Regions from separate parts of the Homo sapiens genome. Here region 1 is linked to region 2. Evidence: chromatin contacts called from ENCODE Hi-C data. All regions are on one chromosome and are shown on one strand. The core of a region is the stretch at or near the end of the contact, and the rest is flanking DNA. Distances in the headings are between cores, read along the strand shown.

Region 1 (4,654 bases), core at 90-2,589, 250 kb before region 2:
CCTCTCTGGTACCCTATGAAAATGTTTACTTATTTATCTTCTTAATAAGAATAACAAATAACAAAAATTTCGTGCTTTTATTTTTAAAAACATATCAGTACTGCGCATATAGAAAAGTGATATTATCCAAATAAATGTCAAGTTCAGTTCACTTCCTTTCACTCAACTGCCATGACACTTCCATATTTCCCTTTTATTCCAAATATCTTAAGATCCCCTTCGGGGCTTTATATTCTATTTTCTGCCACCCTGATGAGCCTTAAAAAAACCTCATTTGGATAGCTGCTTCTCTGGATCTAGACAGGATTTGAGGGGATTATATTTCCTTTCCAGATTCTTCTCCTTTTCAAATTAATGTTTCCTCTTTAAAATATATACCCTCAACCTATTCAAAGTCTTTTCTTCAGGATGGCTGTTAATAAAACGTGTCTTGTAACAACAGTGTCTATGGCCTCCCTGCAGCCAACTCAGCTCACTGAGAGGCGGCCCTCTATAGTACACTCTGATAAACTTCTTTAGTTTCCTTCTATTGTAGTACCATATTTCCTTAAAAAAAAATCAGCCGGGCGCAGAGGCTCACGCCTGTAATCCCAGCACTTTGAGAGGCCGAGGCGGGCAGATGACCTGAGGTCAGGAGTTCGAGACCAGCCTGGCCAACATGGCAAAACCCTATCTCTACCAAAAATACGAAAATTAGCCGGGCGTGGTGGCGGGTGACTGTACACCCAGCTACTCAGGAGGCTGAGGCAGGAGAATTGCTTGATCCCAGGAAGGGGAGGTTGCAGTGAGCTGAGATTGTGCCACCGCACTCCAGTCTAGGTGACACAGCAAGACTCTGTTCTCACAAGAAAAAAAAAAAAAAAAAGAAAAGAAAAAGAAAGAACATTCCAGGAATGCTCCAATTGTGTTTTTGCTGTACTTTTTGTCTTGCTTGGTGTAGATGAAGCCCTGTAGTGGATACCTGGCAGGCTTTGCCATAGTGTTTCCTTGGTCTAAGGAAGTTCAGCCTTGCACTCAAGTTCTTCACCCCTGGGGCAATTGTGAAATTGACTTTAGTAATTAAAAGTTCTCTTTTATCTTTGTTTACTCTGAATGCTTTAGAATCATTAAATACAAATATTAGAACTGTCAGTGCTCTTTAAGATAATCTACTTAGCCCACCAGTACTTTCTCTTTCTGTCTACAATTGAAAGAAAAATGAGATTTTGGAGTCTCTGTGATTACTTTGCAGAAGAAAGCTATTATGAAGAAATAGTCTAAGGAACTAACTCATGCCAGGTAAGTCAGTGTTTCTGTTCATTTGGTGATGACTAATATTGGCATTCATCTGGCTGTTGTTAAGTGTAACGATTTAAAATTATTATATTGTGTAACCAAAAGATGGCAGTACTCCCTCTTCCTGTTTGGTTTTAGGACAAAATGGAAAGGTCATTTTGTTCTTACTACATTTTTCCCTTTACTCACCACAAAATGAAAATAATGAGTAAAAGTCACATAAGCAAATAAATAAAATATATTCCCAACCTCTTTAGTACAACCCTAATTACTTGATATAGCCATATCTATGCAAAAGAATGCAAGTCATTTTCTTTTCTTTTCTTCACTTGGTTTACTTTTCTAACAGTAGATGTTTGCTTCTATTTGGAACATTTAAAACGATGGCACCAGAAACCTCCATGATCCTTCTCAAAGGAGAGAGAACATGTCAGTTTCACTGAATGGTAGTTCATGTCCATACATGCCAAGAGAATATTGGACAAAAGCAAAATGCAGCAATAGTGATAGTTTATTTTCTGGTCATTACATTTCCCAAAATTATTACTCCACTCACCCTACCCCATCTTTTCTGAGGCATCTATATTGATTTATCCTTCAAATTCCAGCAATATTTTTATTTTATTTATTTATTTTCTTGTGAGATAGGCCACTAGACAAGTAATATTCTATCTAGAATATTACAGTTACACCTAGACCAAAGCTCTGTTTAAATAGAAAACCATACAATTTGGCATTGCAAATAAATAATTTGGCACCTGATGGCACTGAACTCCCTCAAAAATAATTATTCTAATTCATTCTCTTTCAGGTGGCTACATACAAAGCAAAGTTGTGGACATCTGTGTTGACACATTGTATGTTGTAGTCAGATGGGCTTGAATTCCTGCCTAGACCTTGCTAGGCACTGTGATTTGGAGCGAGATGTGCAACTTTGGGCAAGTTTCTGCCTAAGAAAAACGAGGATAAAATATCTAATTCTCAGGCTTGTTTTGAGAATAAGGTGAAAAGATATCTATACTGTGCCTAGCAAACAGTAGGCACTCAGTCAACCTAAGCCTACTTCTTTCCTATTAAGAAGACAAACATGTACATCCACTATTACTGTCAGCTGCTCAATAGAAGAAAATAAATAGGCTATATGTCTATAAATATTCTGTTCCTTTAGGAACAAATATTTAATTGGTTTACATGTTCCACATGGACTATTGTTGAAATCATTCATTCAGCAACTTCTATAGCAGTAACTAACATTTACTGTGTGCCAGGGCCTTTCTAAATGTCTTTACACATATTAACTCCTTTTCCTCGCAGCATCACCAAGAAAAGATGCTATCATCCCTATTTTACAGCAGGAGACTTGGAGTCACAGAGCCGTTAAGTCACTTGTCTGAGGTCACACAGCTAGATGAAAATCCTAGGATTCAAATCCAAGCAGACTGCCTCTGGAGTCTGGGTTCATAACCATTATGCCATTGCACATCTCTGAAACCACCTTTGCAAAAGTTATAATAGTGAGAATACTATGGCAGTGAAAGAGATCTGACTTAACCAACTCCATCTTGCCTGTAACCTCCATTCCTGGGTGTGGGCCAAGCTAACTTTGGGAGAAATCTATCCTTAAAGCAAGGATGATAATATCCCTCCCCAAATTAAACTGCCTTAGTAAAACTAATGAAAGGCCACAAGGTTAGGGTTATGAGAAGAATCTGAGTTCTGCAAAGATGTAGGTATAGTTAAAGAATAACCAGTCATTGTTCTGGTGGTCACAAGATTTGTAACTTCTCCAATTACTCCTATAAATAACCTCTACTATTGTAGAACCTAATATTGGCCTTTGGAGATATCTTTTCAGACTTTAGCTTTTCTGATGACCAAGATGACTCCATTTGGACTTATGACTCAATGGGTCCTGTGGCCCCCACCCAGAAGCAGACTCAGGGCATGAGGACCATTTTCCACATCCCTATGATTGCATCCCCAACCATCAGCAGCACCCATTCCCTAGCCCCCTGCCCACCAAACTATCTTGAAAAAACCCTAGCCTCTGAATGTTTGGAGAGGCTGATTTGAATAATAATAAAATTCTGCTCTCCTGTTTAGCTGGCCCTATGTATCTTGAACCCTTTCTCTATTGCAATTCCCTTGTCTTGATACATTGGTTTTATCTGGGCAGCAAGTGAGAAGAACCTGTTGGGCAGCTATAGCACCAGTTTCCCTGCTGAAAAAGAAGAGGAAAAGTACATTGAAAGGATGTTTTTTTCTCCTGATGTTTGGAGAATATGAGGGACCTTTACTGTTGAGATGTTAACTCAGCAGAGAAAAAGGGGGAGTGGACAAACAAGAATGTATCTAAAAATGGTGAGGGCAGCAAAGAATTATGTCAGAACTGTTGGGAATCCCAGTACTAGGAGATCTTCCATCCTGTGGCTGTGAGTTACCGTGGATATTTCTCTTTGTTCATTAAGACATTGTAGGGACATTTAGTATTCTTCAGAAGCCTCAGCTCTCCATTTTGCCATGGCAGTTATTAGTTCCATTAAAAGGTGAAGGCTTTCAGAGTGAATGAATTCTCCTTCCCTTACAGCCAGGGAATGAGCTTCTCAGGTATAAGATAATATGGCATTGTTCCATATTCCATTCCCAACCCTGAGCTAAAGCTAGTGAAGGTGGTAGACTTTCAAGGTCATTTAGACCCAAAACATTCACTGGGGCCCTAGTTTGCATAGTCACAGGTCATCGCTCTACCCCTTTTATTACTAACTTGTGGATATGAAGCCCACCATGTTTCACCATATTCTGCCACTGCCATCCAAAATCCCAATTTTCCTGGTCTTCCAGTCCCTCCTTCTCCCAGCCCCTACTGCTGTGCTTCCCCTTGTTGTCAACCTCCTGTCTTACACTTTCCAAAGTGTTTGCTGGACTTCCTATTCCACTGTAAAATCATCCTAGCCTGCCATTTGCCTTTTAGCATTAAAAAAATTGAAAAATGTTACTTAGTCAAATGTACTGAGTTATTTTCTCAGTCTTTCCTCCCATTGTTTTTATGGTTAAGAAGTTAGTAAACCACTTTTAAAACCTCATCACCCATCTTATAGAATAGTTTTCCCCACAATAGGTAGCTTGGGTGGTTTTAAGAGCCAATAGACACCAGAGTTGTGAAATTTGCAATTCATATTTAAATTTGACACTTAGGCACTTAAGTAGGTTTTAATATTTATATAGTAGGTCTAAATATTCATATAGCCTGGTTTACATATTATATAGCAGGTCTAAATATTCATATTTAACGAGAGCAAAACTCCATCTCAAAAAAAAAATCAGATATTGTGAGACTTACTCACTACCACGAGAACAGTATGGGGGGAATTGCCCTCAT
Region 2 (4,247 bases), core at 1,461-3,960:
GGGGATGTACTAAATTATTTGCCAACATGACCTTATATATATGTCACATCAATTTTGAGTGCATATACTATGTTCCCCATTTTACAGAGGAGGAACTATGGCTTGGAGTGGCTGAGGGCCAAGGTCCCACTGTCAAGGAAGTGAGATCCTGGACTGCAGTCCAGGTTGTCGCGTTCCAAAGCCAACAAACCGAGCCAGGAATATTCGAATTCTGACATTATACCCTGCCAAGCCTTTTTCTTTTTCTTCTTCTTTTTTTTTTTTTTAAACTTTACCTTGCAGAAGCCATCTAATCCCCATGAAGCTAATTCAATTTCCCCTATCAAGGGAAATTAATGATAGTGAGTCATCCTGAGAGAATACCTAAAAGTTAACTGCTCTTATTTTCTTCCCCTGGTGGTACCCCTTGCTGGGTTACCTTTTGGGTAAAAAGATGACCCAAATCAAGTCAAGAATCAAATTAAGACTCGGTTCCATTGAGATGTCTTTATGATGCAAGTCTTCTTGGACAACAGGCTTTCTGAACCTCTTGTGCCGGGGTCTAGCCGTGCAACCTTTTAGCTTGTACATCTGGTGAGTGTAGGTCAGTTTCAACTCAAAAATCTGGCTTTTCATTCAGAGATCAGCTGGCTGATTTTCTAGCAAAGCAGCAGGATAAAAAGCTTCCACTTATTTCCCTCTCCTCCACCTAAGGGCATTACAGCCTCACCTAGCTCAGCTCTCTTGAGTGAGACTTACAATGTGCTATAATATGTCAAACTTTTTAACAGGTTCAGAATTGGTCTTTGGTCCATCAGACTGCTATCCAAGTCTGTCTATCCAAGTCTAATATCCAAGTCTATTTATAAGTATTACTAATAGAAAGTGAAATGGAAGTTTGTAGATAAGGTAACGTATCAAGGTATCTGTGATGCAATGCTGGCTAATTTTCAAAATTGTTCTTGCCTAAGATTTCTAAGATTTCAGCAGGTGAAATCACAGCTCCACAAAAGAGCTAAACCACCACCGACTACTTTGCTTGCATCACAGCCACTAACTTTGGAGATAGGATTAATCTAAAGCTGGAACAGACATATTGACCTGCTGCTATGGGTTAACCCACAAAACGCCAGTCACAAAATAGAGGTGATAGCATCCACGTTTATTCAGGCTCCTTGACAGAGGCAGGAGAATTCCAGAATGATGTGGTAGCTGCCCAGACCCCCACAAGGCACGCACAGCTCCTTTTTGAGACCTCACTTAGCATTCAACACAGGCAACTCCTCCACCAGCAGGAGTCCCTGGACAAATTCTTTACTGTGAGATTAGCTAGAATTGATACATTCACACAGCCAGCAGCATTTTTATAAATGAGCCATTTGTCGTTCTCCTCAATGTAACCTTCATTGTTACATCCAGAAAAGTTCTTTTCTAAAAACCATTATCCCCTACAGAGAATGGGCCACTCAAGACAGACCCTGAAAATATAATCTATTAATATCATGGGAATTAGAGTCATTTACACACAGAAGTCCTCTGCCCTCTGGCCAAGAGTCTGCCCGGTGATCCTGTCCAGGAGGGCTCTGGGCTGTGGTCTCCACAAATGCCACTGAGAGCTTCCCAAGAATGAATGTGGATCCGGGAAAGAATAAATGAGGCACATATTTAACAAGCTGTAAACACAGTTATCAGCCCAAAGGCTTAGGAAACCAGGGCAAGTCTGATGAAAATCAGGTGGCCATTAGGGAAGAGACTTATTTGTGAGGTCCCAGGCTTAGTTACGCACTTTGGAAGGCCTGTGGCAAACTGCAGGCCATGGTTAACTCTGGGAGGTAGGATGGGGCAAGGAGAGTCCTTTCATCAAGCACCCATCTGCACATGTGAATTTTTACCTCACGCAGGGGCTACTTAAAGAGTGACAGAACAACTGCCACCACAAGTACACGGCAAAGATAAAACGCTTCAGATCCTAAGCTCTGGTCTGGTTCCTCTTACAGAAAGAGTAGCACGCCTTATAGGGGAGGCCTCCCAGTTGCAGGATAAACTGAAGAATGAATCACGGTATGACGTACAAAATTGAAATGTAAATACCATCTAGGCTCAAGATAACTTTCTAATTAAAAAAAAAAAAAAAGTCAGGCAGATCACAGTTCTGATGTGAGGCCTCCTCTGGCAAGGGTGCTCTTTCTGGAAGTTTTTCATCTTGGGCAAGCAAAGGTGGGCAGCCTGCATGGCCAGAAAGGAAGACTGCTGGGGCCTGGGAGAGCCACAGCCCCGGAAGCCCAGGGAGCCAAGGGCTCTCTGTCTGCAGGAGAAAGGCTGACTTCTCAGGCAGCCCCCGAAGGCCCTAACGCAGCACAGAAGCCCCGACAAGGAGCAGAGGTCCAGGGAAGTGGAGTCTACTCAGTCCTGAGGCTGGACTGGATGAGGCTCTTCAGTGGCCTGTAGCAGGTGAAGACTTAAATATGAAACACAATTCCTTCAGCTCTTGCTATGAATTTTATATTAAGTTCTTCACACTTTTTTTTTTTTTTACTTAGTTGTTTTACTAAATGATAATTAGGTCACATCCCTGAATGAAAAAGTAACTTCTTTTCAAATCAGTTAATCCAAGTAGGGAAAACAAGCTGTTGGCACCCCAGGGCCATCATTCCCACACCATTAATCACCTTGTGTGAAGTAGCTGGATTCCAGGAATTACTAATCAGCATGAAATGCATAAACAGCCTTAGGAATGCTGGCCTCAAATGCTTAACGCAGTGGCGTGAGTCTTGGAGCTCAAGGAAAACTGTAAGATTCCCTCTTGCGTGTGCGCAGCCTCTGCTCTTCAGGATGGCTGGGGAAACTGAAAGCATTCACTGTGGCTCTAAAGCGCCCAGGTCATGACTGCGAGCTCACGTGGCTGAAGACAGGGAAACAGGGAATGTCTGCGGAGCCAAATGTTTGCCAACCTGATGATTTGTTATGAGCCATCCCAAGGTTGATCGGTATATGCAGTTTTTTTTAAACCTCTGTGGACGTGATAAATGTTGCCATCTACTTGAGTTCAATTGTGAGAACGTTCCATATGTCACAAAGCAAAGACCAAGGCCTGAGGAATACTGTGACTGAGAACTTGTCCTTGGGAAAACGGCTTGGCTAGGTTTCCCATGCTACTAATCGCCTTGCGAGGTGCTCGGCGTTTCGGGAACGGCCCGGCTCTGTGCAGCTCTGTGAGACACGTACCCTGGCTCTTGCATCCCAGCTGCCTGGCTAATACTCATGCCAGTCACAGAGAGGCAAATCCTCTAACCGGGAATGTTCCCTCCCAGAGAACCAGCTGTCGTTACAGTAGAGCTCGTCCATCTTCCGTCCTTGGACAGACAGAGGGTTGTGCATGCGTTAGTGAGCTCCTTACTCACTACTGTGAACACTGGCCCACTTGGCAGACCTGGGTCTGAGTGTCTGGACCCCACCCCGCCACGTGCTTCTATCACACATGGCCCGCAGTGGAAGCTCACGGGTCCATCTCCACTTTCGTGGGTAATCGCTAAAAACTAGTGTTGGAAGAAGCAGGAGGCAAAGGGAAATGACAATAAAATATGCTGAATGTAAGGTTCCAGCTGAGTGACTTCACGTTATTTTCCACCCTGACAGTAACATTTTCTATGACTGTTGTTTAGAAAACCAGATGTGCGAGGTTTTCTCCTTGTCCAGAGCATCTGCGTGAATGCGTGGGAAACACGTTTTCTTAGACGCAGCAGGTTTGTGGCGAGGTGGGAACAGTGGCCATCAGTGGCAATATTATGGGAGGTAAGCACAGATGCTTTATGGGATTGAATGACAACATTTCTTTTCAAAAAGTAAAATTAGTAGATTGTAAAGCATTATTTGCAAAGTAGCATTTTCATTTCTAACTAGATTATTGCTGGAAAACTCATTCCATGACCTAAATTCTCCCCATGGACACTGGCATAATGGCATACTTTCTGATGGCTGTGAATAAAAGTTCCTTTGCAAGTATCATCTCCTCCTTGAGTCATGTTATTCAGGGAGAATGAAGTGGGGACAGGTGTACATAGGAAACAGCTGTTTAGGTGTGAAAATCTGATTGTACAGAGAGGGAGCAGGGGGAACCCAAATTCCCCTCAGCCTGCACTCAGAAGGTTGCCGCCTGTCCTCATCTGGATCTGAGCCAGGGCTCTGGCGACAGCGTGCTCCCATTAGAGCTCCCAGAGGCTCTGGGCTTCGGGAGCCTGGGCCAGGGAGGAGCAGCAGTTGTGGCGTCC

The links. A loop is a pair of places that touch in the nucleus more often than their neighbours do. Pooled maps may share reads with other maps.
Region 1: a map of mammary epithelial cell shows a loop between it and region 2 (2.4-fold over the local background). The contact joins two enhancer-like sites. A Hi-C loop is called at or near these places in 3 of 168 maps with a recorded cell type or tissue (IMR-90, aorta and mammary epithelial cell) and 4 of 50 pooled maps.

The regions. Positions count from the first base shown.
Region 1 is chr18:9,052,161-9,056,814 of GRCh38, reverse strand. No RefSeq gene overlaps it. Among named protein-coding and RNA genes, the nearest start is that of NDUFV2, 48 kb to the left of the region's middle. RefSeq lists a silencer at 1,236-1,345. Within about 2 kb of position 1,339, at least 3 of the 41 ENCODE cell types and tissues checked have a DNase peak (open chromatin) inside an H3K27ac peak, as active enhancers do; they include mammary epithelial cell, where a contact is called at or near this core.
Region 2 is chr18:8,799,179-8,803,425 of GRCh38, reverse strand. All of the region lies in intron 9 of MTCL1 (microtubule crosslinking factor 1), which reads right to left. Among named protein-coding and RNA genes, the nearest start is that of GACAT2, 94 kb to the right of the region's middle. RefSeq lists an enhancer at 2,049-3,248. Within about 2 kb of position 2,710, at least 15 of the 41 ENCODE cell types and tissues checked have a DNase peak (open chromatin) inside an H3K27ac peak, as active enhancers do; they include mammary epithelial cell, where a contact is called at or near this core.